7 separate regions of the Mus musculus genome follow, and all the other regions are linked to region 6. Evidence: chromatin loops called from intact Hi-C (ENCODE). Cell type or tissue: left cerebral cortex. All regions are shown on one strand. Links, peaks and the distances in the headings refer to the core of each region. The heading gives the core; the rest is flanking DNA.

Region 1 (4,438 bases), core at 292-4,291, 300 kb before region 6:
CTCATTGCAGTTCACAGGCAAGTTGTTCTGGGTGCATACCTCTCTCCATACTGAAGAAGCAACAGTGTAACTACTGACCTGTGCTTATTTATTATCTGATTTAATGTTGGTAGGACAGCTCATGGACTGACTCTTCATATGTGTTTTAATCATCATTTCATTAACTTATGCCCTGATCTTTATTTCTCGCTATGAGTTTGGGTTGCTCTTGTCTTTCTAAGAATTCAAGTTGTATGATTGGATTGCCTTGGAATGAGTAGATCCTGAAGTCTGATAGTTTAGTTTCTACGATCAGAGATGTAAACTTTCTTCTTGGGGATGCTTTAGTTGTGTCCTATGGTTACAGTAAATTGTGTCCTAATTTTCATTTGATTCTAAAACTGTATTTCTTTAATGACCCTCTAGTTATCCAAGAATGCTTTTTATTTAATCTCAGTCATTTGTGTAGTTTACATAGTTTTGGATTTTTAGTTTTAGCTTACGATGATCAGATAAGATAGCAATAATTCTTTCAATCTCTTTGTGTTCCTTAAGGCTAGCTTTGGGCCTAGAATGTGAGCCGAATTTGAAAAGGTTAGATGGGCTGCCGAGAAGAACGTGTATTCCGAATCTGTTGGTAGAATGGAATATTTTGTATACACTGACTAGATCCACTTGACCTGTAGTATAACTCAAGAGTCTCTTTATTAACTTTTCATTTATAGGATGAGTTTAAGAATGAGTAGATCCTGAAGTCACACACTTTTGTTGGGGACTGGTTCTAATGCTTCATCTCAATTCAGCTCCAAAACTCGGGCTTCCAGACTCTGAAGGCACCTGCTCCCAGCTGGCTTTGATTGTTAATAAAGAATTACAGTATAGCTGGACAGGGAGATGGAGGTGGGACTTTTAGATTGCTCTGGCAAGGGACTGAGTGGGTAGAAGACCAAAGAGAATCACCGTGATGGGAAAGCAGAGAGATTAAACTTAAGGTCCTGTCCACACGTAAGAATCAAAGTAAATGACCACAGGAACTACTCCCCTGACTGGGTCTGGGATAGCAAAGATAAAATATAGATTTAGAAAATGTTAACCAAGAATTTCCAGAGTGGAGTGTGTGTTAGTCACTGGGAGTTTCAGAAAGTGCCCAGCCACTGAGCCAACAAAGCGTATTAAAAATATCACTGCATGTATGTGACTGTCATTCACAAACCCAGAGCTCTGGAGCGTGGCTAGAAGCACATTTGACCCGCTGGGAGCTCAAGGCAGATTAACTGTTTACCACTACACACTTTTTTTGTTACCAGGACATATCAGACCTTTTTCTGTCCGTTAATCTTTATTTTATGAAGTGGGTGCCCCAGAATTCAGCAATACACATATATAATTGTTATATCTGTGTGATGAACTGTTCCTTTGATTAACACATAGTGGCCTTCTTTCTTCAACAACTTTCAATTTGCCATCTGTTTTGCCACCTATCAGAATAACTACATCAATTGTTTGGCTTTGTTGTTGTTGTTTAACAGCTTCAACTCACTTCATAGATTGTGTCCTTCCTTTGACTCTCAGTGTGTGGGTGTGTTTGCCAATGAGTGAGTTTCTTAGAGGCAACAGATAAGTGAGTCTAGTTCCCCCCCCCCCCCCCCCGTGAGTCTAGTTTTTTAAGCCAGTCTTTATCTCGCTATTGGTGAACCAAACTGAGGTCATTTTCACTTAAACTATGTCTGAGGGATTGCCAGTTTCTCTAATTTTGTTGATTGTTTGCATAGTTGGTTGGATGGTTGTCCTTTTTCTTTCTCTCCAGTTAGCTTAATGAGCTACCTCCTCTCCAGTTAGCTTAATGAGCTGGATTTTATTGGCTCCTAGCTTTCCTTTATTTGTGTATTTTCTCATGCTGTTTATTCTTTCCTTACTCCTCCTGTGATCAGGTGCTGAGGCTCTCTTTCCTCCTCCTCTCACAGCATCTCCTTAAGCTTCCTCTCAGTGCTGTCTTCATGACCATCAACTGCCTTCTTTTGTGCTGGTATATCTCTCCATCTGTTTTCAGATAGCTGTGCTGGATATAGCCATCTTGTCTTGACAGGCAGACAGACTGAAATCCATTTAGAGCTTGGAGTGTATCATTGCATGCTTTCCTGGGTTTTAGTATTGCTGACTCGAGGTGTGATGTCAATCTGCAGTGTTTGCCTTTGTAGATGAGTGGGCCTTCTTCCCTTACAACTCCAGCTGCTGCTTCTCTGGCTTTGTGTTTTTGCCCTCATGATTGTAGTATCATTGAGAAGTTTTTCTGGCAAGTGCCATGCATTTGTTGTGCACCCTATGCTCAAGGTTTGGAAAAATCTTCCACTGTAAGCTCAATGGACAGGCTTGCCTTGCCTCTTAAATTTATCTCTGCTCTTTCTTTCACCCCATCGATCTTGGTGACTTGGTTGCATTTAAGAGGTGTAGGGTATGGTGGTCTTGCTCCTGTGTTCATTCTTATTGTTTTCACCCGTACTTGCTCAGTGCCAACCTTCATCTAGATATTCTTTCATAGGGAGTTGAGTCTCTTGGTGATGCTTACTATTGTGGTTTTGTTTTTGTTTGTTTGTTTCTTTTTTTCACTTGTTTTCTAGTGGTTTATTGAAACGAACACTTCTTTCACAATTTCTAAAATGTGCTTAGTTTAAATCGATATATATTTAAAAAAAACAATTTTTATTAGATATTTTCTTTATTTATATTTTAAGTGCTATCCTGAAAGTTCTCTATAACCTCCCAAGCCCTGCTCCCAACCAACCCACTCCAGCTTCCTGGCCCTGGCATTCCTGTGTACTGGGGCACATAATCTTGACAAGACCAAGGGCCTCTCCTCCCATTGATGGCCAACTAGGCCATCTTCTGCTACATATGCAGCTAGAGACATGAGCTCTGAGGGTACTGGTTAGTTCATATTGTTGTTCCACCTATAGGGTTGCAGATCCCCCCAACTCCTTGGGTACTTTCTCTAGCTCCTCCATTGGGGGCCCTGTGTTCCATCCAATAGTGACATCCTCACTTCTGTGTTTGCCAGGCACTGGCATAGCTTCACAAGAGAGAGCTATATCAGGGTCCTGTCAGCAAAATCGTTCTGGCATATGCAATAATGTCTCGGTTTGGTGGGTATTTATGGGATGGATCCCCGGGTGGGGAAGTCTCTGAATGGTCCATCCTTCCATCTCAGCTCTAAACTTTGTCTCTGTAACCCCTTCCATGGGTATTTTGTTCCCCATTCTAAGGGGAAATGAAGTATCCAAAGTATCCAAACTTTGGTCTTCCTTCTTCTTGAGTCTCATGTATTTTGCAACAGGTATCATTTTTTAATAGCTGAGTAGTTCTCCATTGTATAAATGTACTACATTTCCTGTATCCATTCCTGTGTTGAGGGACATCTGGGCTCTTTCCAGCTTCTGTCTATTATAAACAAGGCTGCTATGAACATAGAGGAGCATGTATCCTTATTACAAGTTGGAAAATTTTCTGAGTATATGCCCAGGAGAGGTATTGTTGATCTTCCAGTAGTACTATGTCCAATTTTCTGAGGACCCACCAGACTAATTTCCAGAGTGGTTGTACCAGCTTGCAATCCCACCAGCAATGGAGGAGTGTTCCTCTTTCACCACATCCTCACCAGCATCTGCTGTCACTTGAAATTTTGATCTTAGCCATTCTGACTGATGTGAGGTTGAATCTCAGGGTTGTTTTGGTTTGCATTTCCCTGATGATTAAGGATGTTGAACATTTTTTCAGGTGCTTCTCATCCGTTCAGTATTCCCCAGCTGAGAATTCTTTGTTTAGCTCTGTACCCTGTTTTTTAATGGGGTTATTTGATTTTCTGGAATCCACCTTGTTGAGGTGTTTTTTTTTTTTTTTTTTTTGGATATATTGGATAATAGTCCCCTATCCGATTTAGGATTGGTAAAGAACTTTCCCAATCTGTTGGTGGCCTTTTTGTCTTATTGACAGTATCATTTGCCCTACAGAAGCTTTGCAATTTTATGAGGTCCCATTTGTCCATTCTTGATCTTACAGCACAAGCAATTGCTGTTCTGTTCAGGAATTTTTCCCCTGTGCCCATGTCTTTGAGGCTTTTCCCCACTTTCTCCTCTAAAGTTTCAGTGTCTCTGGTTTTATGTGGAGTTCCTCGATCCACTTAGACTTGATCTTTGTACAAGGAGATAAGAATGGATCAATTCGCATTCTTCTACATGATAACTGCCGGTTGTGCCAGCACCATTTGTTGAAAATGCTGTCTTTTTTTCCACTGGATGGTTTTAGCTCCCTTGTCAAAGATCAAGTGACCATAGGTGTGTGGGTTTACTTCTAGATCTTCAATTCTATTCCATTGGTCTACCTGTCTGTCGCTGTACCAGTACCATGCAGTTTTTATCACAACTGCTTTGTAGTACAGCTTGAGGTCAGGCATGGTGAATCCACC
Region 2 (4,438 bases), core at 95-4,094, 71 kb before region 6:
AAGGAAATTGAAGTCTCTACTATTTCATTAGATACATATCTAATCAACTCTTAAATGGGTCAAAATTGTGACCAAATCCCTAAAAATTCGATGATGAGAGAAGGGAACCGAGGCGAAACCCTGTAAGGTCCAGGCTTGGTCATAATCCCAGAAAATGAAAGAAAGCCACAGCAGAACACAAAATGACATTTGGCATTCTCTAGATCACACCCTATGAGTTGTTTGGAAATTGTAAGGTAAAATCCTTTTTCATGCATGCATGAAAAAAATAGATTTTAAGGAAAGATACAGGCTCATGTAATAGATGGAGAGGCAGGGGGAATGGGGAAGGAGATGAGGCACGAGGATAAATCAAAGCAGAGAAAGAAGACATACGCTTATGCAAATGGCGTACTGACCTATTACTTCCTATGGCTACTTAAGACCATACTTCCAAAAAAAAAATGTGTCTATCTTTATTATATATTCTTAGCACTCGATGAGTGCTTCTATTTCCTACTTGTACAATAAAGAAAGGCTAATGCAATCACTTAAACATCAAAATTCCTACTGAGACGAGATATTCAAGTGCAACCACCTCCGTTTTAGCAAAAAACCCTGGCGGGTAAAAATTAAGTGCTTATCTGGTACAGGGCAGCAAAATCATGCATTCGGAGGCAACCAACCAACGGGTGTTTGTATTATTTTGCAATCAGGGACCCACTGCTCACTTCCAGTTATATAAGCGTGGGGAATGAACTCCTCAGAGGGCACCGCCCTGGACAGAATGGTCCTGGAGTTCCTCCCTTCTCCCGGCAGGGCAGGCGTTTATTTAAAGTACAAGACTGTGGGAAGCTGTGCTGCAGAGAAGAGGGACGCTGAGAAGATGCACCCGTGCAACGCCTGCTGTGAGAAAAGCCTGATGACTCCTTTACAGTAACAGGCGTGAACCTAAGGTAGGCTTCCGTCTGGAGGCGAACAGGCCAGGAGCCTCTGTTGTGATGGAGCCTTGCTTCCAGCAATTGCAAGGACAAAAGGCATGTTTCTTAGCAAAGGGCTGTGGTACACCCTATATAAGCCTCCTGAGGAACAGCCCTTACCTGCAGCCTAGGTCCTGCAGCCTGCCCGTCTCCCCCAAGGCAAGCCCTTTTCCTCCTCCAAGGCAAGCCCCTTTTCCTCTCTTCAAAGCTCAGTTCTTGACTTTTGTCCCCACCCTGATTTAAACCTCCCCTGTTATTACTTTGAGATGTTCACCTCTTAAATGGGCATTTTCATAGAACATATCACTGCACTTCAACTAAATGAAAAGGAAAATTCTCCTAAAACTTGACTATCTAAATAGACCACGGCTGACAGCTTCGTGGCAGGTCCTGCCAGAGTTTCTCTATGCACACACATGGCACACTGCCTGGGCCTTTCGCTTGTGTTTATAAACTGTCTCAATCCCTCTTGACCATTTCTTGGTACTGAGAGACTGCAGGCTGGCAGTGAACAATTAAAAGGCAGATGAACTTGTACTGGGCTTGGAGTCAGACAGCTCCTTTCTGTGCACAAAGGGCAGCTTCATCTACAGAACCTAATTGGCTCTGTGAAATGTCTGCATCACTGGGGGAGGGGGGAATGGAGTGGAATCAAAATTAATTATTCTGACTAAAGGGATGGTTTTAGAAAGAAATCTCAAGAAATTCCTATGTTAATAAAGCATGGGGGAAGAGCCCTGCAGTGGCAGAAATTAAATTCCAGGAAAGTTTACGAAATTTTGTTTACTTGAGTAAAAATAAAAACAGTGTCATATTCTCTTAAAAAATAACCACCGCACTGCCTAGTTCCTTCATAATTTATCACTTCGCCATCAGTGTCTACTGCTTAGGCAGGCAGCAAAACATGCCCTAGTAAAGAAGATGAAAAAGATACGATTCCTGTCATCTTGGAATATCCAACTAAGATTGGGCGGCCCCTGCCTTTCAGAGTTTGATCGATCAAGATAATGGTCGAAGGATGCTGAGAAATGGAGGAATCACCAAGAATCCAGGGGTTGTGCTGTGCAGGCCATCTGGGGCTTGTAGGCTGCTTATTTGGCACACAGAGTGTCTCCATCCCCCACTGCTCACTGCTCAGTCTACTTTATTTGTTACAGGCCTGGCATGCAACCAGCATTGCACTCCCTGAGAGCCTTCCAACGCCGTGCTACTTCCACAAGAACACAGAACTGGCCCACGCTCTCTCGCTCTCTCAGCCTCTCAGCCTCTTGACCTCCCTGTCTCCAGTGATCTATATTCCTGCTCTAATCTCAGTCATCACTCCTGTTTCCCCTCCAGAACCAGGAAGTTAAAATCCCCAGGCTCTGACCACCAACTGCTCACTTTCCAAATTGCTGGCCAACCCCATGTACCCCAAGGGTAGGGGCAAATTTGTAAATTCAGCTCAATGTTAAACCATAAACGATTAAACCATTAAACCAATTACATAAAACATTGTGGTTGTTTTGCTCTGTGTGCGCGCGCGCGTGTGTGTGTGTGTGTGTGTGTGTGTGTGTGCGCGCGAGTGAGTGTTATCTACATATGGTGTGTGTGCATGTGGTGCCCATGTGTCTGCTGTGGGTACGGTGTGGGTGGTGTGTGTTTTTTGTAGTATATACATGGTGTGGTGTGTATGTGTGTATACATGGTGTGTGTGCATGTGTTTGTGTGTGTGTGTATGTGTGTGCACATGCATGTGCGAATGTGCATATGCAATTTCAGGGTCCTGGGGTATGAGCTTTGCAGATAGATGGCAACACTGTGTTGCAATGTAAAAAGGTTAGAAAACCTGGCAAAAGAAGTCTACTCCTCCACTGTCCCCTTCCCTACATCCTTCTCCATGCTTAATTTCAAGTTTAAATTATTTAATAAACGTAATTATGTACATATACAAATACACGAAATGCAATATTATTGTATACAATAAGTATTGATTAAGTATTGATTAAATGGATTCAAAAATAAGGAAAGGGGTGTAAAAACAAGAAAATTTAAGTGAAAAGTATAGGTCGCTCGAGAGAGAGCTTGAACAACCTCCTTCTTGAGGAGCCACAGACACCAGAACATAGTCTGGCCTGTTGGTCTAAAAGCTGCCATGAGTGTCTCACAATACAAGGCCATCTGATAAGAATCTCAAGCCATGAAAAAGAACACACGAACATTTACCTGAGAAAGAACTAAATGGTTTCTAGAAAATTCAGTGCTCACTGACAAAGATAAAATACACATTCTTAGACACACACCTTCTAACCAAGATCTGAACAATAACTATCAGCTGACATGCCAATGTAAATGGAGGAAATCTTCCAATGTCCCACCTCTACATAAAGGAGGCTCGGAGGAAGCTTAGTGCTCTCCAGGGACCTAGCTTATAGCTGGTTATTCAATACCAGTATATCACATATACATGTAACAATGGTAATTAAAGAATAAAGAGGTCATGAATTTGAGAGGGAATGGGGAAGAGAAAGAGACAGATCAGAAAGAGAAGAACTGGTGGGTACAACAGACAAATATGAAATTCTTTTAAAAAACAATTTAAAAATACAACAATCTCAATTATATCCTTTGGATTAAAAAGACAAATCAGTCAAAATAAAAATAGCCTCACATACATGGGAAAATGGCTCCCCGTGGCAGCAGAGCATGTGTAACCCAGAGGACATGTCACAGCAGTGTCACCTGGCACTTGGGAGGTGGAGGCAGGAAGATGGTGAGTTTGAGGCCAGCCTGAGTTGCATACTAAGATCTTATCTCAAACAACAGCAAAAGCCATTTTTTTTTCTTTGAAATTTAGCTGTACCATAATAGCTACTCTCAAGGATAACTGTCATGACAAGATTGGCTTTAAAGGCTACAGTCACAAGCCAAATAAGAACCATCTACAGTTTTCTAGTTCTGGCCAACTGAAAAATCAGGCTATCCCATGTATCTGAGTTGCCATTATAAATCCCCAGGAACTATGCTCAAGCAAAGCCTTCAGTGAGGAGAGGTTCTATGCAGGAGCAGATCAGGAGGCTAGCCGAGCCACACAGCAGGACTGCATGAGATGGAGGTAGGGGGATCCGGGTGTTCTTCAGCCGTCATGGAAGCATGGTCCATCTACTAAAAGCTCTGTAATCATCTGCTTCCTCGGGTGCACAACATGAAATCACAGTACTATAGGATACCAACTGAACTCCAAAGTCTATATCTGTTCCTCTTAAAGACACCAGAGAACTCAAGACCCTTTCCGATTGTGGGATCCAACACTCGGTTTTGTGATTCTTAAAGTACATTTACTCCAAGGGCATTTCCTAAGCCAGGTGTACTTTTAAATTGTTTATTTAGCACATGCATCTAATTCCAGCATGAAGAAAGCTGAGGCAAGAGAATCATGAGTTTATGGCTGGACTGAGCTGCATAGCAAGTCAGTCTCCAAAAATACAAGGGTGGAAGCT
Region 3 (4,438 bases), core at 287-4,286, 750 kb after region 6:
GTTTGGAACGGAACATTCCCAGTGGAGGATGAGAATAAATGTTAATCCTTTGTTCCATTTGTTGAGAACACTGGATCTAAGTATATGATGCCTTCCTTAATGTGAACAACCTTCAAACTTATGTCTGGCCACAGGGGACCTGAGTACTACAAAACCCTGGGATTTGAGGAATAAGAAATATTATGCTAAAGTTTCAGAGAAGGGTTTCTTATTTATACTAAGATGGTCTCTCTCTGTGTGTCTTTATGTTAGGCTACTATGATAGTTTCTACAATTACCAATTTCCCCCATGTATAGGTTGTTGATGATAATCTCTTCCTCTTTGCAAATGTGACAGAAATATTATGTGCTGCTTAGCCCTTTCTGAACATGACACAAGCTAGGGTCTTCTGAGAGTCAATCTTGATTGAGAAAATGCCTCCTCCATCAAGATGACCTGTATGTGGAAGGGCCCTGCCCATGGTCCATGGCATCACCCCTGCGCAGTTAACTCTGGGTTGTTTGCAAAATCAAATTGAGTAAGCTGTAGGGCATAAGCTAGTGAACAGCATGCTTCCATGAATGTCGTTTCAGTTCCTGCCTCCAGGTCTCTACCTTGAGTTGCTTCCCTGAATTCCCTTCGTGATGGAGTGTAACCTGCAAGAGGAAATAAACTCTTTTCTTTCCAACTTGATTGTGGTCATGGTTTTGTCACAGCAAACTAGGACACAAATGCCAACATATTATACTTGTGAATATTGCATGAGGCTTCTACATTTATCAGACTGGGCATGAGCATAGAAATGCCCATTAGACAATGGCCATGTATCATTTATACTTGTATCATTGTCTTCAACAAATACATACAAGTCACAACTACGTGTCTGAAACTATGCCTGAAAGCATGTAATGGTTAAACATGTTATACTATTCCTCTTTGATTAATGGCCCTAAAAATTATTACTATAGTCAATATCATCATACCAGAAATATCAAAATTTTAACTAGACGTTAAATAGGGCAATATGGAAGTATACAACTCCCTTTCTTTTATTTGAAACTGTTGAGTTTGTGATTGGATATATGGCTTAAAATATTCTATCTAGTTATAGAAAATATACTTTCCAAAACCAAAACATTACTTTTAAGTTGGAGAAACTATAAGGACAAATAATTCTGGTCCTAGAGATTAAAGCATGATCAGTGAGTATTTAGAGAAGACCAAACATGCCCAGAAAAGATAAAAAAACAAAAACAAAAACAAAAAAACCACCTTGAGAACAGACACCATATAGCACACTACAAGAAAATATTTAATAACTGAAATATGAGACAGTACATTATGAAGATTAAAATCTACACCGAAGAGAACACATTCATTATTTTAATTTTATCATCAATGTCCCTTCTCTGATTTCTTCACTTGAAAGTTTGTCTGTTCAGGTGAATTTCCTCATAATCATACTAATCAAAGAGGGAGACTCACTGAATTTTTCAAAAAAAAATTATTCGTGCATGTTGCACGGAATTTCCTCTTAAAGAAATTCCACCACAGAACTTTATGCTGTAAATTATACCATTATTATTTTAAACTTTATGCCTTCATATTTTAAATCAATTAAATGTAAAATTAGACTTCTGCTTCTTGCAACTTGTAGTGATACTCATTACGATGTGACCAGGCCCAGCTGAACTGCCTTGTAGGTGAAAGAAGTTATATATATATACACACACATATATATGTGTGTGTATATATATTATATATAATATATTATTCATTATATACTATATATTATATAGTATATATATATATATATAATTCTGAAGGCTATAGCATTTGTCACCTATATCTCAAATGATAATGACTTCTCTATAGTATTTGAATCATTTTTTATTATTTAAAGACTGTTTCAAAAAAGAATGTTGCACATAAAAGCATAATAGTGAGACACCAAGGAGGCGGGCATTATTAAGAATATTATGCTACGACTGTTGCTTCTCGATTACATTGAAAAATAGAGGAAATGGTTTTTCTGACAGGCACCGCTTGCCTGTTTCAGTGAACAATCCTTTGGTGACATCTAGTGGTCAAGCACAGATTTAGTTACACACATTTTCCAAAGCTTTGGGAAGTGCAGGCCCTAACAAGGAAATTTAATAATCTATGTGCTTCATCAAAATACCTCCAAAGTGGTTAAGAATAAATTGATAATAGAAAAAGAGAAAAAGCAGCATTTACAAAGCGTGTTGACAGTTTATTGTGAGAAACTTTTTAGGAGAAGTTTTAAATAACTTGTTCTTTAAAACTCTTTTTATCCTGATGCTTAAGTTGTATGACTATGCTTCAAGTCTAGATATAAAAATCTAAGAATAAGCTTGGTTCTGCCGTGCTCTTTCAAGCCAACTTGATTTTGTTGAATCCCCCTGAATAATATTTCCCAACTTACACAAATGTGCCAGTACCCACATTTTCTTATTTGAAATTACCAACAAACCATTTCCATACAATTAATGGCAGGAAACTATCTTGGTTTTATTCCCCATTTAAGGTATGTTTAACATAAAACTACTTGACCAGAAAATAAAATAAGATAAAATCTTTGAACATTAGCATCCTGCAAAAAACCAAAATTATCTATATTTTTAGCAAATTTATTCATTTAGTACTATGAACACCTTTTAGTCAAGAAAAGACTATGCTGGAGACTGCCAGAGCCTGTCTTCAAAGGTGCATATGCTAACAGAAATCAGGAGTGGTTTTCAAACATTGTTTAATCTCAAATTTATTTTCAGAAAGCTATTCTGACTGTATAAAGGCCAATCTATTTTATTTTTCTATGACTCTCCTATTTACTCTTTGGAATAAAAATCTATCAAGAAGCTGGCAGGGGTTGAGGGAGGTGACAGCTGGGTGTAAAAGTTATGTGGACATTACAAGTTGAGCTGGGTTTTTAATAATTATCCAGTTAATTTAATCACTTTAGGTGTTTAAGTACAAACACAATATTTCATAGTGTCATTTGTCTACATGCATGTGGCTGTGTTGATTAAATTCAATGTTTAATTTCCACTTTGCTTTGTTGAGTTTTTCCTGCACACCGACAGGCAACCAAGGGTATGTGATGATCTAAATGCTGTACCCTCTTGAGATAAAAATATTTTCTTTGTACTGGATAAACTCCACTGCAGCAATCATAGTTTTGTAAGGATCCATGGTTTGTGAAGAATGATACCCCACACTCAAATAGTATGCAACAGCAAAGCGTGTTTATTCCACTGTAAATCAAGATGGAGAATAGAGGTGTGGACTTTGCCAGGTCAATGTAAAGCCTTGTTAGGCGAGGAATAAGTGCCTTTCACCTCCTTTCCTGTGATTGGTTGACTCCATCCCCAAGGGATATATCTTTGTGATGGGTTAAGGCTCTGGGAGATTTGGAGGACCTCTGCTGATGAACTACACTTGGCTCAGGTGGGCTGGGGAGGCAGCTTGTTCAGCTCCTGGTTGGCTGTCCGTGAGGGGTGGTTGTTTGTTTGTTTGTTTGTTTTGTTTTTCCCTAGAATTGACTTGTTTTGGACTTTTCCAGATTTGAGAAACTTAGGCCTAGTCTCCCAAACTGCCAGCTTGCAGCCTGTCAGGGAGTCAGCCTGGCTCCACCCAACTCAATCCTCTCACTTTGTGAGCAGACAATATTTTGAAATGCAAGATCAAAAATTTAGGGTAAATTCCATTTATTCCAAAGTCTTTACTAAGCTCCTATGCATGCCAATTTTCATTTGTATTTTAAGTAATCCTTTAAAAGTCTGGATTTATGCAATGGCAACTTTCACTCTTATGTGGTTACTTTCTTCGTCTTACAGAATTTTTCTGTTTAAGACCAGCATGTATGTCTCTTGTTCAGGATTTTCTTCCTACTGAGATTGTCACAGACTTTGAATATTGATGACATTTATTAATGGGGTAAGTGGCTGTATAACTTTGTCTACATTTTTGTTCTCCAATACACTAAACGACACTTAGATCTTCTAACATCAAGTCTAAGTGTCTGTCTTTTACATTTTTCTCTTTCAAAGCTTTTATTACAATTACCTTCTAAGTATGTTGATCTTGCAGGAACTTCTCGAAATCTGGCCTCACCCTTTCAAGACACTGATTATTCTACGAAGAGTTAAGTTTCTGCATTTTTGTTGTTATTGTTGTTTGTTTGTTTGTTTTGTATTATTGAGGCTTCAGCATTCCATTAATTTAGCAGAAAGACTCTGGCTCAGGAGCAAAACCCAAAGTAACTCATCATCAAATCAGTTTGCAAATCTGGAGAGATTTTTTTCCTTCTTCTACCTAGTCAACCCACCCTTTTCACTGTAATGGAGCCGAGACTGTTTCAGAGATGCTCTTCCACAGGATAACTCTGTGCTGCTTAAGGACACACACATTCCAGCCATTAGGAGGAACAACTGCTAT
Region 4 (4,438 bases), core at 338-4,337, 61 kb after region 6:
CTCCTCCTCCTCCTCCTCCTCCTCCTCTTCCTCCTCCTCCTCCTCCTCCTTCTTTTCCTAAAACTTAGATCCAAAAAATCTTGAAATTTGTTAGCTCAGAAAGAACGTTTCAGAATGGGCCCAGACTGAATTCTTGGTTATGGATATCTGTGTGTTACGACTTTATTGACAGTAGTAGCAAATCATAACTACAAAGATGATCTGTATAAGTTGTTTTCTGTGAGAAAAACAGTAAATTCTAAGGAAACAGAAATTTAATTTCCATAGGATTTCAATGGTATTATTTCTAGTTACATACAAGGAGTATAAGGAATAGGGAGTTAGGCTACTTACTTAGCTGAGACCCTTCTCACTGTATATGCAGTTCAAATTAGTCTGTGTGTTTATGAATCCTATCTACAAAAGGCAGGATGATTGGAAGATGGTGGTAAAGTATGCCCATACAGCTAGAGGGATTTATTCATTAGTGTCCCTGATGCTGAGAATAATCACTTCCAGGCTTGGCTAACCCTTAGATAGAGCTCCGTCCAGCTCAGGAAACCTTCTAATGCAGCCTAACACAACTTACTTAAACAACTCTGAGAATTCTTTTCCTTGTCACATGGTCTAGAGCATGGACTTTGTAGAAAGAGAAAATGACATAGAATCACAATTTAAAAAGGTTGGAGTTCTTCTTCTTCTTCTTCTTCTTCTTCTTCTTCTTCATATTTTCAGAGACAGGGTTTCTCTGTATAGCCCTGGCTGTCCTGGGACTCACTTTGTAGACCAGGCTGGCCTCGAACTCTGAAATTCACCTGCCTCTGCCTCTGCCTCCCAAGTGCTGGGATTAAAGGCGTGTGCCACCACCGCCCAGCTGGTTGGGAAGTTCTGATGGACTACGAATACTGGAGTAGACAGCAGCATTTATATATGTGGGTGCCTTGTGTGTTTGTATGCATGCATGTATGTGTCTTTGTATGTATGAGAGCACCACATACATGTTTTGTATACACAGAAAACAGAAGAAGCTGTCAGATGCCCTGGAATAGGAGTTACAGTTAGTGTTAGTCTGCTATGTGAGTGTTAGAAACTGAGCGTAAGGCCTCCAACAAGACCAGCAAGTGCTCTTAACCACCCCTCCATCTTTATAGCCCTTTCCTTTTGTCTTTCTGTGTGTGCATCACATGATTAAAAAGAGAATATTTATTTAGTAAATTCCTGGATTATATGTAAACATTGTGCCCCTTAAGCTCATCTCAGTGTGCAGAGGAATAAGTGTAGTTATTAAGAACATGGTGTTAGAAGTCAGTCTGTTATTTACTAGCTGTGAAACCTTATGCAAATTATTTAGCCTCTCTGGACATCAGTGTTCTAACCTATAAAATGGTATAACAGGCATATGAATAGAGTTGTTACAGAACTAAATGAGGCTGTGATATTTGTAAAGCCCTTGGTGTAGGTCTTGGCAGGCCATTAACATTCAGTTATATTTTGTTGTCTATATAAGATCTAGGTAAAATGGTCTTTTTGAATTTAGTGCTTCTTCACGATTTGTCAGAAACCAGAGTGGGCACTATCCTCTTCTTTCAGAGTTTCAGAGTGAATGGCGCTCACTTTACTTTTCATGTCCATGCCACTAAAACAAAACAAAAGTGTCAGCATAGGCCTGTTAAGGAAAAGTGAGAAGGAACAGACTGGAAGGGACTGGAAGTGAGGACTTACTGTGGCTCATAGATTTTTCTAGTTGCTATCAGTTTCCCGTTTCCCTGTTTGCTACTGACTTATCCCCTCTGTCTCTTCCTTGGGGAAAAACAACCCAGGAATAATAACAACAATGAACCCTCTGTTTTCCTGCTGTCCCATTTCCCCCCCAAACTCCCAACCCACAAGCCTACTTACCTTCCTTTGTCCATTCATCCCTCAGACTCCTTCCACATACATCCTGCTAAGGAACAGAGGCCCATGGGAAGTCCAATAAAGTGCCAAGGAAGAAAAATGTTTACAGGAAGAAATTGTGATCTGAAGGAGGTAGGAATGAGCATAGGTGAAAAGAAGAGCTCTGTGGAAAATGGTAACAACCAAGGTAAGTGAGCATCAGTCCCCTGCACCAGTGACAGCCTGTGGAAAGAAGCTTTGCCAGGAAAGCAAGGAAAAATCCCTTGATTTTTATAGACCACGTGTCTTCTAAAAAAAATGCCTGGAGAGATGATATTTTTTTTTCTATGGAAATTGCACAGGTTCCAGTACTATCAGCTCAGGACAGTTTCAGCAGTGACTTCAGGTAAACAGACAGGCATAGTCTTTACCATAAATGTCAGTACTACTATTAAGGGCTGTGCTATAAATAACATTAGCATTTTGCCTTCCAACTGCTAAAGATCTTGTGTAGCATATCATTTTATACTTACATAAGCTTATGGAAAAGGCACCATAAAGGCTGGGTTTTATTTATTTTTTTATTCATAATGACAATGTAGAAAGCTATTGATTGAATTGATTGCCACAAGTAGAAGGTTTCTGTTGTAAATTCAGAAATTCAGATTTTAGTCTCATGTTTCTGAAATCACTCCAGACAAAGCAGCCATGGGAGGAGTCTGGTGTCTTGCCACATTGACTCACTGAGTGTGTTTGGAACCCTGTAATTTTCACATGCTATTAGGGTTGGGGCAGGGACCAAGACAGAAAGAGAGACAATAACAAGGAAAAGCAAATTAATAGAGGATGTTTGTAGATTATGGTGTTATCTATGAAGGACATGACTAGATGTAAGGCCATGACTCCCCCCCTCCCCTGTAGATTTTTGTCCTTAAGTCAAGATAAGAAGGTGTCACTGTGAATTCTGGGCAGGAATGAGACTAGAAAGGCTACTGTAGTGAAAGAAGCTGTTGTTATTGGGGACAAGACGTAATGTTGTGGTTGGAAATTTGAAAGGAGACAGCAGACCAGTTCTGAAGTCTGTATCTTGGAGAGCCAGCCAACCTTACCAGGATAGTCTTAGCTGAATCCTAGACTTAACTCACAAGCCTATACTCCCAGCAGCCATCTTTGTGCATATCCATACGTTCACAGTTTTCATAGAACAAGAATGAACTGAAACTCAGCTATGTGCACTGTGCAGTGAATTACAAAACACACGAAGCTTTTTCTCTCATGGAATTTCACTTGCCTTTTGTACTTGGATGCCTGAATACTTGCTTAGACATTTGACCCTTCTTATTGGTAAATATAAGCATGTATATGTTGATTGGAGTTACCTGATATTTTTTTCCCCTGGGGTTTGCCCTCCATTAAATGACAGTCACCTGTGTGTAATAAGTAACTGTGAAACGGCCGTAGCCAAAAGACACAAGGCTGAGCTGAGGAAGGATAAACTGTTTAAGAGTCAGAAATCTGAAGTTTGTGTGCATTAAAAAAAAAAATCCCCTCTGGGCTCTAAATAACTGTGTGTCACCTTCAACAAGATAGCTAACCTCTCCGGGTTCTTCAGTGTTTTCTCCGCAGTAACAAGAATAATGGTTCTCGTCATCTCTCTGCCTCTAGGGATACTGTCAGAATTAATGAGACACCAGGGTGAAAGGCTTTGCACTTTTCTCCCTCTGAGAATGCTGGGATACAAACAAAGTAATATCTCTATATTGCGAACTCTCTTTCTGTGTGGCTCAGTAGCGTTCAGAAAGGAGCTCACAGAGTTTTTGAAGCAGCAGCAATTACTGTAGGTGTTACATATTATAAGGCAAGACTGTATCTGCCAGGAAAAACAAAGTGTGTGGGGGGGGGGGGACCAAAACTCCAGTCAGAGAAGGTCTGCTCACTCTGTGAGGTAATCAGTAGGAGGCTTGGGATAATTGCAAGTAAAATATTACTGAGCACAGAGTAGAGGAAGGGAGGTGGTGAGGCTTCCTAATTAAAGTTGCCATCCCGAAGGAAGAGAGAGCAACGAGGCCCTGGCTGCTGACACATTGCTGAAAGGTGCTTAGACATGCTGGAGAGAGAAGATAGAAGTTGGAGGTCAAGTGTTTGTGCCTGTACAGGAGAGCTGCTCAAAGCAATTAGAACTGTAAGACTGGTGATTAGAACTAACCAGAAATTAAACCATAACAGGTTAAAAATGTCCTCAACCATTCCCTGGATTAACTGCTGAATTGTCTATTCATCTAGGCAGGAGGTTTATTTAATTTTATTTTATTTTTTTCTTCCTGGAGCTGTCATCTCAGTGGAAGAAAACAATCCTCCAGATGCTAATGGGTGGTGATAACTGTAAAATACCCACGTAGGACTAGAGATGCAGCCCATTAGACTTCCTTTCTCCCACTCACAATGCTGATTTCTTTTGTATTAAGTTATTTATTTGCTTCACATCCTGATTGAAGTTTACCTTCTCTCCTTTCCTCCCAGACCTTCCCTCTCACCTCACCACACCCATCTACCCTTGCTCCCCTTCTCCTCAGAAAAGGGGGCA
Region 5 (4,438 bases), core at 231-4,230, 99 kb before region 6:
AGTTAGAGGGAGAGGAATTTGATTATATAAATCCTCAAGGAAAAAGAGGTGAACAGGCTGGACAGTGGTGGGGCACACCTTTAATCCCAGCACTTGGGAAGCAGAGGCAGGAGGATTTCTGAGTTCGAGGCCAGCCTGGTCTACAGAGTGAGTTCCAGGACAGCCAGGGCTATATAGAGAAACCCTGTCTCAAAACAAACAAACAAACAAACAAAAAACAAACAAAAAAAAGAAAGAAAAAGAAAAAAAAAGAAAAAGAAAAGGTGAACAGGAGAACACTGGGGAGTCTTCAGTCTAGGTACATCTCTAAGGCAAGGCAGAAGCCTCACAGGCTAACACAACCCCAGGAGCAGGTTTGGGTAGGGGTTCAAATCCATACAGTTTTCAGTATAGTATAATGAAGAAGGTATTGATACAATTCCATATGAATATTCTAGTAGGCAACAAGGAATACGTCTAGAGGTAAATGTCAAAGAGAAGAGTGGAGCAAGGAAAGCCAGAATGTTCATAAGATGCCCTTGGACACAGAGGAAGGAGACTAGAAACAAGAAAGTTGAGACAGAGGTGCAAGCTTGAAAACCCAAGTATTGTACAAAAGCCCCAAGAGGTAACTCACTTTTCAAGTCTAGAGGGACTGAGGAAGACTAGAACCAAGAAGGCCCCAGTGGACTTGGTACTACCCAGGAGGGGATGGAGTCACTCAGAGTACTTTCACTCAACAACAATGGGGGCCTGAGCTGAAGACAGACATTCGAGACAGGAAAGGCCTTGATACCCTATGGAATCAGAGAGTCCTGTCCAACACTCAGCTAGCAGTCTGTCTACTGTAGCCATGATCATCACCTGGTAGCAGCTACCGACATAGTTTTGACTTAGGGGCGATACTGTTGCTTCTTCTGGTCCTTGGAGATAGTCAAGACTCTAGAAAATATTTCACAGCTGACGCACATACCTAGTGCGGGCACTTCTTTTACAGGTTCCTGTGAACAGTCCAAGCTTCCCTCACAGGGCTGATGCTCCTGACACAGCTGGCACCCAACTTCAGTATTTTATGCAAATGAAAAGTAATGCTGTTACACAGAGCCCTGGGGGCCTTGTGCAGATGAGGAAGTCAGATCAAAATGTGAACTTCGGAGTCAAACAAACGTATTTGAATCTTGGTTCCACCCTCTGTAAACTAAGCAAGCTCAACCAAATTTAATTAACATCTCTGAGACTCACAGAGTCCCGATTTATATAGGCACAGGATCAGTTACTGACAGTGAACTGAGTTTTAAAAAATGGAGATTTGGTTTCCTGAGACATAGAGTAGTCTGGAAAGTAATAAGATAATTATATGAAATATAAGATAATTATATGAAATGTTCAGAATCAATACGTTTCAGGTTATTACTATCTAAAAAAAATCTACCTATTTTTCTTAAAGCTTTCTTCTTCCAAACAGAATAAAGAACTGGAAGTTTGGTACTCTGTGTAATTATGAAACAGATATTTATAAAAATAAAATACTATCAAAATATCTAATAATTAGAATACTGCTATAAAATAAATACAATAAAGTTATTGCCACTTATTAAAATTATTACACCATCTGCCCTGTGATAAACCATGAGGCTTTCACAGTGATTGTTAAATTTTTTGGTTTGCAAAATAAATACTAGACTTGGGCTACAATATACCCATGAAATAAAAGTGATATGCTACACTTTAAAATTAAGGACAAGGAAATGAAAACACCTCAACAAAACTATAAATTACTTTAGACAGGTTTCTCATGAAGAAATGGAGGGGGGGGTCTCTCTATGCTGCACAACTCAAGGATGAGGAGTGAAGCAATCAAAGAACTATGAACATCCAGAAAAAGAGAAAACATTACAGAAAGATCAGTTATACCGTGGTTCCTCAGTTTATAATCGTCCCAATTAGTAGTAAAATATGTGACATTTCAACAGGAAGGGATTCCTGTGTCCTGGAGCATACGCGGCAAACAAGGCATTAAAGTCCAATAAGGGCAGAGGACAAAAGAACAGGGTCAGAGGAGCTGTCACGGATCCAGGTCATCCACAGAGCTGTTTGTGAAGCCATGCGTGGATGCCCAGGAGTCCAGCCTGCCAGCGTACAGAATGAATTGCCCAGAGCCTCAGCAGTCCATTTCCAGCCTGAGCTGAGACAGCAGTATCAATCACTAGCAGTAGGAAAGGGACTGGAGCGGTGACAGGCTCTTAGGCCAGGGAACTCTGCAGCACAAAGCAAGAACTGTTCCTTTTCTGGCAGCTCACTGTTGCGATCGATGCCTAAGCCAGCGAATGCGTGTGAGTCAGAGACTCTCATGCTCTGCAGTGACCCCAGCAGCCTCTCTTCCACTGACCATCATCTGGTTCTGGGCCTTGATGTGATTGGCTTATTTCTTTTATTAGGGTAATCTTTATGCCTGGTAAGAGTGGACATATTCAGAGCTGTCTGCCTCTCTGTCTCTCTGTCTCTCTCTCTGTGTCTCTCTCCCTGTCTCTCTCTCTCCTTCTCTATCTCTTTATTCTCACTCCCTCTCTCTGCAACTATACTGAACATCCTGGTAAACTGCAATGAGTTTTTAAACTGATTAAAGTCAGCTTCATAATTTAAAAAAAAAAAAGGTTCAAAGGATAATAGGAATTGCCTTATAAGAAATTTGCAGATGAAGATGGATATATTTTCTTCTCTACTCTACAAGCAAAAGCTTTTATTATGCCAGGGTATTTCACTCTGGCTCATGTCCACTGCTGTCATAATGGGTTTCTGTTATATAAAGAGGCAATCACTCAATGAGGGCTATTCTAAATCAGTTCCATTAGAGGGACAACTGGGGAACTCCAGGGATTTGGGGAAAGGTGGGAAAGGAGAGAGCCAAAAAGAAAACAAGACATCAACAACACAATCAAAAGAAACAGGAAGATACATAAATAAGTAAATGCGTCTTCTTGGTTTCTAGGCCGAGATGGAAGTGAGTCTTTCAAAGGATGACGAAGTTGGCCTTAGTGATGCACAGGCCAGAAACTTAAAATATGAGAAAAAGGTAGAGTCAAAATTATTTTAGTGATATTGTATATATATATAAATTCCACAATCCTCTGAAACAAATAGCCAACTTATACAAAAAAAGAATTATGCTGGGCATGGTGGCATAAACATTTAATCCCCACACATGGAGACGTAACCGATCCCTTTAAGTTCCAAATCAGCCTGAACCACAGAGCGAGTTTCAGGCCAGTTAGGGCCACAGAGTGAGAAGTGAGACCCTGTCTTACAAACTACAACGAAAACAAGAATAGAGGAAAGCCTGGAGTGGTTTAGCTAAGGTTACACACAAAATTCCAAAGCCACAGGTGACCAGGAGGTGGTAACTGAGACATAAAGAGACTGGAAACAGACATCTACGGTAAACCTGGGACAGAAAATCTAGTGCCCGGGCAACTGGGAGCACAGCTGAGAGCAAAGCCACTAGAAGACAAATAAACCTGAGCAACTAAGGAAAAGCCTTTCAGGCCACAATAGACCTAGTAGAAACGGGAGCAGAACTAATGTACAAACTGGACTCGTCTTGCAGCATAGGGAGAATTTCAAATTACCCATGGAGTCAACAGCTTAGCTTCTCAGAATACATGAGGTGGCCAGGAGATACAAAGCTGTTTTCCTGAGTCAAGAGAGACTCAAGAATTCAATCCATAGCCCAGAACCCAGTAACCCACGCAGGAAAGTCTTCTAGACAATGAAGCTCAGATTAACCAAACTCACTCTACCATCTATGTTTGTAGAGCCATAGCCTGGCAATGGTTTCTCTCTCTCTTTTTTTTTTTAATTGCATGAAATTAATAAAAAATAATATTTCTAAAGATTTATTTCTTTTTATAAATATGTGTATATGGTTTCAAAAGTTTATATGTTCCACATGCATGTAAGTGCCCAAGGAGCCAGGAGAAGGTGTTAGATCTCCTGGAACTGGAGTTACAGGTCATTGTGTGCCCAGTTCTCTGCAAGAACAGTAAGGGCTCTTCACGGCTGAGCCATCTCTCCATCCCCTGAAGGATAATGTTTTATGACATATAAAAAATTAAATTTGGCTTTCAGTGTCTATCAATAATTCTGCTAGAATGCCATCGCTCTCGCCTTCCTCCAGGAAATGGTATGCCTGCTTTTGAGCAATGATCATTAAGAAAGTGAAACTAGAAAGAAAGCCCAGCCACCAAAGCTTTTGACTATTGTTAAGTGTGCTTCCTGGGAAAACCGAACAACCCTCACTTCCCAGCAGACTCCCAAAGTCCTTTAAAGGAATCACATGCAGCAGGGCAAGCCAGTCATAACAACAGTGAGAGGCAGCCAACTCTCTTTCGTCAGTGACTGGTTTTGTGATTTCATCTGGAGAGCAGGTTTTTGCTTTGAATAACACGACAGTCTATTAAGT
Region 6 (4,438 bases), core at 283-4,282:
AATTATGACCACTCTTTTTTGCACATGAAATTTGAAAACAATTTGTAATTCACACTCACAAAACACCAAATGCTCATAGCAAACCCTGCAAAGGACCGAGCTGGGGAACAGAAGAAAAAAAAAAAAAAACTGTTTATTTCGGTAGGAAACATAATTAACGTGGTTCCAACTAAGTAAATATGGCGATTGTTTTCATTAAAACATAAATCTCGAGCTCACTGGTGTGCTTTAACAGGTTCTGGGGTAAGGTGATTTCTCTCTGCCTGGTTTGGGCTTGGGGGGAGGGGAGAGATTTAAATTAAGCTGCTCTTCCGACATACTCCATGTTTCAACAGCAGATCATCTATAAAGATATCATTTTCATTTGATTTAAAAGTGCTCACACTTCCTTTTATGCAACTGTAAGGAAACCTACAGCACACACACACACACACACACAAATGCATCCCTTCCCTGATAGTGGAAATTAGCGATAGGTTTGGGGTTTGATGCTCGGTAAACCAACACTCCCTCCTGACTGAGTCTCTAGTTGCCCCTGTGCAGATCTTCAGTAGGTACCCTGTCCCTCCTTAACATCTCAAGGAAGTCCTGCCACTTCAGTGGAGGAGGTCGTTTTACACAAGCTAGGCTACCCTGGGGAAACGCTCTCTCGGGCTCTAGGGCTTTCCTCTGCCTGGATAAATAAATCCTCTCAGAGACGATGTACACCTAAATCCTAGAATGATGGTGAGCGACTCATCTTAGTGCAAAGAAGGATAGCGGATACATGGCAGGGACGTGGGTTCTGTTGGGTGGCCCTTTTCCTGAACGGAACAACTACTTGGATGCCGAACCAGACTCTCCACCAAGCCAAGTTGAACTTTCGGCATCGATAAATATGGCACCATCTCAGAGAGCGAGTGTTCTCTCGTTAGCTCATCCGAACCTGGGTCAGATCGCAGATACAGCGCGGGCTGAGCAAGAGACATCTATTTACCAAAAATGTGATAAATGTTGCATTTTACATGCATCTCCTTTCCTCTCCGAACACACATACACACACATTCGCACTCGCGTGCGCGCACACTTCTCAGGATGACAGCTACAACTGCAGAGATCATAAATTCACTAAGTCCCCCGTGGAGAGGTGGAGGACCCGAGAAGATGGGCTGGGAATTCGGAGCACCCGCCACAGTAGGGCAAAGGTTTCCTTCCCTGTGTGCCCCACCCGCACCAAGCCAGGGTCCGTCTCCCCGCCTCGGCCCGCAGGCTCTCTATCCCCACGAGGGAGACGAGGGGTCGTGGGGAGGAGGAGATGCCAGGCAGGGACGCTTACTTTCCGAGCTCCTCAAAGAGCTGATACTCGTCGGTGAACCGGGTGCAGGTGGTGGTCGAAGCCATGGCGGGGTCTGGACAGTGCGACGGGCGACACGCGAACAGACCTGGCTTCCCGGGACTGGCGCCGCCGCGCTGTCACCCGGGGCCGCCCTCACTTTCCGTGTCCGAAAGTAGCTCGCCGGCGAGGGAGTGCGCGCAGGGGCGGGGCGCGCGGGGCGAGGTGGCCAGACCAGCCCGCTCCGCGATCCCTTGTCCTCTCCTCCTCCCGCCGCGGTGGCCGGGCCGAGGGCTCCCGAAGGGGCGGGGGAGAGGTGTCAGGAGGGGTTGCCGCGGTCACCGAGGCCGCACGGAGAGCTCAACGCAGCGCCCGGAGTGGCGGGCGGCAGCGGCCGAGTGAACACCCAGCCGGTCGTTCCAGCGGGCAGAGGAGGCGCTGGTGGCCCGCGCTCCCTCCTCTCCACGGGGCCGCAAGGCTGGGAACCCGCGGGGCGACAGAGTGCGCTCGCTCGGCTCGGGCGAAGCTGGCAGCCGCGGCTCCTCCCCGGCGCCTCCTCCCTCCTCTCCCCGCCCAGCGAAGCCCCCTCCTCGGCGGCCCCACACCTCCCTCTAGCGACTCCAGCCGCGTCCCTTCGGGCTGCTCTCCCGCAGCCGTCTAGGGAGACCGAAGGGAGATGCGCGGAGCAGCAGGGAGCGCGCTTAAGGGGACGGGACTGAGATGTCGCAGTGACCCACGAAGGGCGGAAAGATGAGAGACCACTCGAAGCTCCCACAACCCGGATGCCTCTACCCGGGCGGGATGGCCGCGAGGCCGGGGAAGCCGAGAGAGGGAAGCAACCCTTGCATCTGGGCGCGGTTCGCGTTTACTGCTCCCAGACCCGGGTCCAACGTCCCCCGGCTCGCAGCTACTGCCTGGGGCTGCCAGCCTTGGCCACCTCTGCTGCGCCCGGCTGTCCCTTAGCTAGGGGCAAAGATGGTCAGGGCACCACGTTTCGCTTCAGTTTTTACTGTCACGTCTTCGCCCTTCTCTCCCCTTTTCCCGACTAGGGCGATCCCCATAAGCATTTGCTTGATCATAAACTCTAACATAATGAAACCCAAAAGTGCACCACTCTGCCACACCTTCCTTCCTCTCCAGAGTAACTCCCCTGTAACCTCAGCAAGTTCTGATAGTAAGAAGGCTTCTCGCGAGATGTCCCACGCCAGTGGCGAGGGGGTGGGGCGGTAGGAAGGTTGGCTGTGGGTCACGCGACCCAGAGGGGGCTGACGTCATTAGCGTCACGTGAGCGTGCCTAGCCTGTTTCGCGTTGCCGAGGGAGAAGGGAGAGGGAGGGTGGGAGTTCTTTACCTGCATTCTCAAAGAGCAGGCCAAGTAGGGGCACAGGAGTGTACTCCCTCAGTGGCTATCTGGAAAACCATTTAAGAGTTCAAGAACGTGTGTACAGTTAAGCATATCTGACACTGTTGCTTAAAAATTAGCATGGAGAAAAAAAATTAGCATGTAAGATGGGTTAAGGTGTAAGTGGTGGCTAAGATCATTTCTGAGCCTTCTTTTCACTTCTGAGTCTTTAATAAACGAGGCAATTGCAGATTTAGAGGCCTACGGAAAATAGAGACGCATCATGAACTTTTAAAAAATTTTCTTCAGACTGTTGCTTTTTGTTCTACAGCAGGAAACCATAAAATCCTGCATTTCTATTGCTTATGTGCTCGTGCTTAGAATCACATCGTGCACTTAAAATTTCACAGTGGGAAGATGATAGATAACTTTCAGTTAGGGAGCCTGTACATGCTTTTAGGGCGGCTATAAGTTACTACTTTGCAGGTTCTTTTATTCCCTGTTCTAAAGAATGCTGAGTGGCCTTTGAACTGAAGTACTCAGACGGCCATATAATTTTTAAATGCTTTTTTTTGTTATAGATTTTGCAAATATTACTCATACTTCTAATAGCCCTCTCCCACTCAACACAAGAAAATACTTTTTGAATTTAGTCATCATTCAATGTCTGCATTGTTTTGCCCATGAAAATGTCATTTACTGGCCTGTTTTACTATAATTTTCCCTTCAATTTTACTTACATCATTTGATATTCTGCCCACGCACTAGATTCCTAGTGCTGATTTTTGACGTTGCCAAGCACGTGGGATCAGCACACGTCCCGCTTTGTCTTGTATTGTTCCTACCTGGGGGCCTCTGCTGTTCAGTTGTCATTGTGGGACACCCTTGGAAGCTTATTGAAGTTCCTCTGTGGTTTTTATATAGCTTTGATTCCTTTTTGTTTTTAAAAGCAAATTTTGTTTTTTATGTCCTTAAATTTGAACATTTTTATTTGATTGGAATAGTCTCAGTGTGTCTCTCTTAAATGGCATGGAACTCACTATGCAAACCAGGCTGAGCCTCAAACTGAGAGATCCACCTGCCTCTGCCTCCCCAGCCTGTGACTAAAGGTGTGAAATACCATGCCTGGCTAAATTTGAACATTTTTAATAACAAAACTGAAATGAGCTTGGATCTTAAATCCTGGCAATAAAAGATAAGGATTACTTGGTATAAATGTAGTGACAAAGAAAGGAAGATGAAACTAAAAAGTTAAAAGGAGAAATAGTAGTGTTTAAGTATTAATAACCAAGCCAAAAATTGAAAGGAAGATATAATTTGGCCTTAACTAAACATTTTTAATATGTAGCTTAAATATATGGCTCTCGGTTATAATGGCATAACTTAATATTCTTTTCCAAATCCAAAAGTGAAAACAAAAATAAAATTTTAAAAATGAGCATAATAAATTTTTTACAACTAGGAAGAAAATTGTTTCTTAAATACCAATGCAGTGAAGTCTACATAATTACAGTATTTAACTCAGTTGTTTAAAATAATGGTAACTGTAAATGGTTAGAATAATTTTAAGTATAATAAAAAAGTAACTGCTTTTGATGTATCATTATCAAGTTAGTATTTGTAGACAAGAACTTTGTACAAATAATGTTTAATCTACACATGCTCTGTTGTTTGATCTATATTGTATTCTCATTAAAATGTTTCTTTTATTTAAAGAATTCACAATTATTCCTAAAGTTAGGGCTTCCTTAAGATAATAATCAGATTGATTATTTTTGGTTGTGA
Region 7 (4,438 bases), core at 244-4,243, 180 kb before region 6:
GTGATGAAGGTCTTTATATTTGAGTACATTGATAAATGTGGAACTTCCAGCAGTTCACTATCGTGTAGAATGTATTCATTTGGTTAAAAAAAAAGGCACACAATGAAGTCAGAAGTCAGGGGTCTAACACATATATACACACATACAGTGCCTTCATTGTATAAGCTGTAAACTCTACTGTAAAGTCTGTTAGTACGATTAGGAAGTGGTCTACTGACAAGCAGAGAAGCAGACTCTGTAGAGTCTGTCCAAGTCATCAATTTGGTAAAACTAGGTCGGCAGTTACAGAGATTACAGTAAGTGCTCTCAGAAGTCCATCTCCATCCTTTCTGAAGATCAGAGAGATAGGAGGAGAAACCAGGGTACGTGGCACACCATTTCCTTTGGTAGTGAACTTTGCTTGGATTTTTTTATTACTAAGAATAGTAATAGTATCTTATGTCAGAAAACTGCTTCCTTTACAGGCAATGGTCCAGGCCACTGTCATTTTTGACTTTCAACGTCCAGTTTTTGAAGGGCTTAGCTAAGTTTATACACGTAACAGCAAACCCGTGTTCCGAACCCATAACGTTCGCCATAAAATTAAGGGAAGAAGTTTCTCACTTTTTATGTCTGGCTTCAGAATACACATATGGTCACATCAATGCAGTAAAATGTTCCATGTGGGTGTTAAGAGAATCTGATAAAACAGCATGAATAGTAAGCATATCCACGCCAGCCCACCGGATGGGTAAGAGGTCCAGTGGGTAACACAAAGGGCCTCTGACTGCTCGCTCGCATGGCCACTAATGAGTTTTTGACCTGGTTGGCCAGGATAGAACTTTTCAAAGGCACACATAGTTTTTCTCTATCCTAATAGGTATATGTGGTAAGCGTTAGAAAGTGTGATATCCTATGCTGACTCACCCAAAGCGAACACCCTCAGCCAGAGCTTTGCTTGATACAACTCAAATCCTCAAAATCAACTGAAATTAAATAAGATTCTGGGGGGGGGGAAGGTCAAAGTTCTGGTAAAAATCATAACTTCACATAATAATTTTGATGCATATTTTCATTGAATAATAAGTAATAAGTACAGATTCGCCACTTACTACAGTCCCAGAAGTGAGTGTGTGTGTGTGTGTGTGTGTGTGTGTGTGTGAGAGAGAGAGAGAGAGAGAGAGAGAGAGAGAGAGAGAGATGGCGTGGGGTCCAAGTCCTTCTACTGAACACTACATTGTCTCTGTACTGATGGGCACGCTGGGGTTGCAAACAAAGGACCGAAACTACAATATACTGTGTAGTACATCAGCTTCTCTCACCGCACCTGATGGTTTTATTTCATTTACCATTGTAAATTTCACTGTTTCTCAAAAATATCAAAGGTAAGCCTAAAGTTATGAGCAGACTGGAATAGAAAATTAGTGGAAGACTTCCCTAGCCCGTCTCATTCCAAATGACCTAAAGTTTTCTTGTTCTCAGTGGTAATGGGAATCACATAAACTCTTACAAGCTAGTGGGGTCCCTCTGAAAAAATATAGACCTGTGATTGATATGCTTGCTCTGATACAATCTCTTTCCTTCCTTATTTTTAAGAGACCTCAGTATTTTTATTTGTAGAAATTCAAATAAAAGAATCAATAAGCCTACAGTCCTAGAATTCTAAGAATTAATAGGAGGGAAAAGAGTTCAGGGCTCAAAATGGCACTTAATCACTGAACCTAAGCTGTGTTAATACTTTTTAAGATTATTTATATAATGTTAGATATATAGTATAAATGTAAAATATCATGTATGATCAAAGTGTACTGAAAATCATAAATCTTAAAGTCAAGTTAAATTCCATGCCCATTCCCTGGGGTATGGAAATAAAGCACGTTACTTATTGTTAACGTTAGCAAACTATTCCTTTCTGAAAGACAGGAATTTATCAGTTTCAAGGATATGTTAGGAGCTGAATGGAGGCTGTGGTAGAGGAAGCACTTGGATTCATGTATGGAACGAGTCCACATATTGCTTGAGTGTTTGCCTTTCCGGGCATAACTGCAGCTGAACAGTCATTAGAAACTGTGTGGCTCTTTCTTCATCTTCTCCAACAGCTTTACTCACCTTTAGGTCCCGATGGACTACGCCCATCTGATGGCAGTGTAGCACAGCCTCCAGGATCTGCTGAATGCAATGACTGCATGCAAACACCAGGGGGCGTGTGTTAGTTCCCAAGCTTACACTCACTGTCTGTATACCCTCAGAGAGACCGGGTTAGAGAGCAAAGCTAGCAGACAACTTGTGTTGTGGTTGACCTCCTTCAGTAATAGAAACACATTGCTCAAGGAGAATGACTACTACCTCGGAACAGTGAGGATATGACCAGCCAAGAGCCATGATGAGAATCTATGTGGACAATATCATTTTGTTCTAGAGCTCATTTCCTGGTTATAAATTCTTCCAGAAAACGAACAGGAACACAAATGTTATCTCTGTAGTTGTGGTATGCTATCACTTTATCCACATAAAATCTTTGCCAATTCTTTCCCATTTTTCAAGTATGGTTCTAAAAGTCCCAATAGCACACAAGGCACCATTGGATTTAAGTGAGGACGCGTCATGAATTTTTGACAATCATGGACTTCTTGAGCTGCATGCAGTCTAGCTGGCAATCATTACCCTTTGCCTGGGGTTTGTCAGGCTCAGGTGAGCAATGTGTAGCCAGTCGTCCTGCTTCAGCAACCCATGGCCTCAGAACAGAAGTGGTGTTTAAATCTACAGGCGGACATACATCACAGACCAAGTTCATTCCAGGCCAATGCTGGACAATTCAGGAAAGCCTGCCCTCTAATCGCCTCTGGTAATTTACTGCTTGGAAACGGCGTGCCGTATTGATGTTGTTCTTCCCTTCCTGCTATGATGTATATGTAGCCTGTAGATGAGCAAACTGAAAAGGCAGCATGCATTGTCATTCATTATTCATTTCAAGATAGAGTTGGGAAAGGCATTTTGAACACCATTTGAAATGCAGCCCCCCGACCTCTGCCCTTTCCCCAGAAGAATAAAACCAAAGAAACTTCTTTGATTCAGATTTATGGACTCCATATACTGACCTTCAGGTCCCTGTGAACTATGCCATTTAGGTGACAATGATTTACACTCTCTAGAATCTGTTGTATACAATGACTGCAAAGATACAAGGGCAGAATGGGAGGGAGAACATTTTAAAGGCACATAATCACATTGGATTAAAAAAAATAAATAAAATGAAGGTTCCAACAAAACAAAACAAAACAAACAAACAAAATTATATTTATTCACACTTTTCTTAGCTTTACACCAGCATTTAAATAACGTTGAATAAAGCTAAATCTGATTTTTACTAAAATGACATCCAACATAGAATTTGTGACATAGTCAGACAAAACAATTTAAGCTGTGCTTCCTCTTGTTGGTCTACAGATAAAAGCAGAGGTGAGAGAAATTGAGGTTCATATTCTGAAAGGAAATTGGATGCTTTAGTTCCCAAAATGGTCTGGAAAGATTATCTAGAGATGCCCAATTTCCATGTGCTTGTCATACACAATCCAAACTGTTTGAGATCTGAGGTCACAAGCAAACGGGTTGAAACGAGAGGGTAGACACAGACGAAGTGGTAAGTGAAACAGGGATTTCAAAAAAAGAGGAAGGACACACGTACCAGTGATTTAGAAGGGGTGCTTCCTGTACGACACAGGGATAAGAAAATGAATGCAAGCTCCAAGAGGAGACGGGGGAACAAAGTTGACCCATGACATAAAATAAACTGCTTACTGTAAGAAGACTCTGGGGAGGGGCAGAGGAGCTTACAAAGAAGTTTAAGATCCTCTGGGGAACTGGTAACTGTGAACTCTATTTCCACCCACCCACTCTAGAGAAGGACCCTTTACTTATTGCCATGTTAAAAGGCACCAAGGATGCTACTCTTACTAGACGCTTACTAATTTCGTCAGCTGCTAATCAGATTAGAGTAAATCTTTTGCCTGGCAGCCCCAAGTCCCCAATAAGCTGTCACCTGACACACAATAACGCAGAACACACCACACTGACACGTCTTTGTACACATTGACTGTGCAGTTCAAACCCAAGTACAAACTAAAGGGTGTCCTCTGAATCAAGGAAAAGTGGAAACCTGATAACATTATCAGCCACTTGGATGACATTCTACAGCAAATTACTGAACTGCATAAAAGCAATCACTGTCCCATTCTTAACAATACAAATATCAAAAATGCCCATGACAACTGTGATTTTTTGGCTCCAAATTGGTTGATATGGCCACCTAAAGCTGCCTCACTGAAATGCATCGACTGCATAGTTTATTTAGTCACTCCTCATTATTTTTAACTGTGTGGTTCTCTTATCTCAATGTGAATGCCACACTGTTTTGTAATATTTCTGTTTTGTCTAACACTAAAAATAACATACTTGGTCT

What was found. A loop is a pair of places that touch in the nucleus more often than their neighbours do. Peaks named below come from ENCODE experiments on the same cell type or tissue, not always from the same donor. Only the 100,000 strongest peaks of a DNase experiment are listed, where the experiment ranks them.
Region 1: a loop joins it to region 6, with 1.9 times the contacts of the local background. A loop is called at or near these places in 13 of 42 quality-filtered maps.
Region 2: a loop joins it to region 6, with 4 times the contacts of the local background. A loop is called at or near these places in 8 of 42 quality-filtered maps.
Region 3: a loop joins it to region 6, with 2.3 times the contacts of the local background. A loop is called at or near these places in 3 of 42 quality-filtered maps.
Region 4: it touches region 6 in a loop (2.2-fold over the local background); 2 of 42 quality-filtered maps call a loop at or near these places.
Region 5: a loop joins it to region 6, with 3 times the contacts of the local background. A loop is called at or near these places in 16 of 42 quality-filtered maps.
Region 7: a loop joins it to region 6, with 7 times the contacts of the local background. A loop is called at or near these places in 35 of 42 quality-filtered maps.

Annotation. Positions count from the first base shown.
Region 1 is chr3:126,897,950-126,902,387 of GRCm38, reverse strand. No RefSeq gene overlaps it. Among named protein-coding and RNA genes, the nearest start is that of Gm25501, 110 kb to the left of the region's middle. In left cerebral cortex, for the core only: no CTCF peak of the experiment used is centred there; a DNase peak (open chromatin) is centred at 2,092.
Region 2 is chr3:126,665,342-126,669,779 of GRCm38, reverse strand. The region is part of intron 2 of Camk2d (calcium/calmodulin-dependent protein kinase II, delta); the gene reads right to left. Gm15551 (predicted gene 15551) reads left to right here and starts at 837. Exons shown (of 2, transcript NR_166466.1): 1 at 837-935; 2 at 2,117-2,451. In left cerebral cortex, for the core only: a CTCF peak has its summit at 762; DNase peaks (open chromatin) are centred at 915, 1,390 and 2,123; H3K27ac peaks cover 200 bases.
Region 3 is chr3:125,846,973-125,851,410 of GRCm38, reverse strand. No RefSeq gene overlaps it. Among named protein-coding and RNA genes, the nearest start is that of Gm40145, 50 kb to the left of the region's middle. In left cerebral cortex, for the core only: a CTCF peak has its summit at 2,060 (motif pointing left); a DNase peak (open chromatin) is centred at 2,059.
Region 4 is chr3:126,533,718-126,538,155 of GRCm38, reverse strand. No RefSeq gene overlaps it. Among named protein-coding and RNA genes, the nearest start is that of Camk2d, 61 kb to the left of the region's middle. In left cerebral cortex, for the core only: no CTCF peak of the experiment used is centred there; a DNase peak (open chromatin) is centred at 2,253.
Region 5 is chr3:126,693,392-126,697,829 of GRCm38, reverse strand. All of the region lies in intron 3 of Camk2d (calcium/calmodulin-dependent protein kinase II, delta), which reads right to left. Among named protein-coding and RNA genes, the nearest start is that of Gm15551, 27 kb to the right of the region's middle. In left cerebral cortex, for the core only: no CTCF peak of the experiment used is centred there; a DNase peak (open chromatin) is centred at 2,170; H3K4me3 peaks cover 312 bases; H3K27ac peaks cover 340 bases.
Region 6 is chr3:126,594,382-126,598,819 of GRCm38, reverse strand. It overlaps Camk2d (calcium/calmodulin-dependent protein kinase II, delta), which reads right to left and starts at 1,869. Exons shown (of 21, transcript NM_001346635.1): 1 at 1,316-1,869. The coding sequence starts at 1,380. In left cerebral cortex, for the core only: a CTCF peak has its summit at 1,919; DNase peaks (open chromatin) are centred at 1,465, 1,922, 2,543, 3,028 and 2 more places; H3K4me3 peaks cover 2,715 bases; H3K27ac peaks cover 2,794 bases.
Region 7 is chr3:126,769,497-126,773,934 of GRCm38, reverse strand. Camk2d (calcium/calmodulin-dependent protein kinase II, delta) reads right to left here. Exons shown (of 21, transcript NM_001346635.1): 6 at 3,078-3,150. Among named protein-coding and RNA genes, the nearest start is that of Gm15551, 100 kb to the right of the region's middle. In left cerebral cortex, for the core only: a CTCF peak has its summit at 2,166; a DNase peak (open chromatin) is centred at 2,174.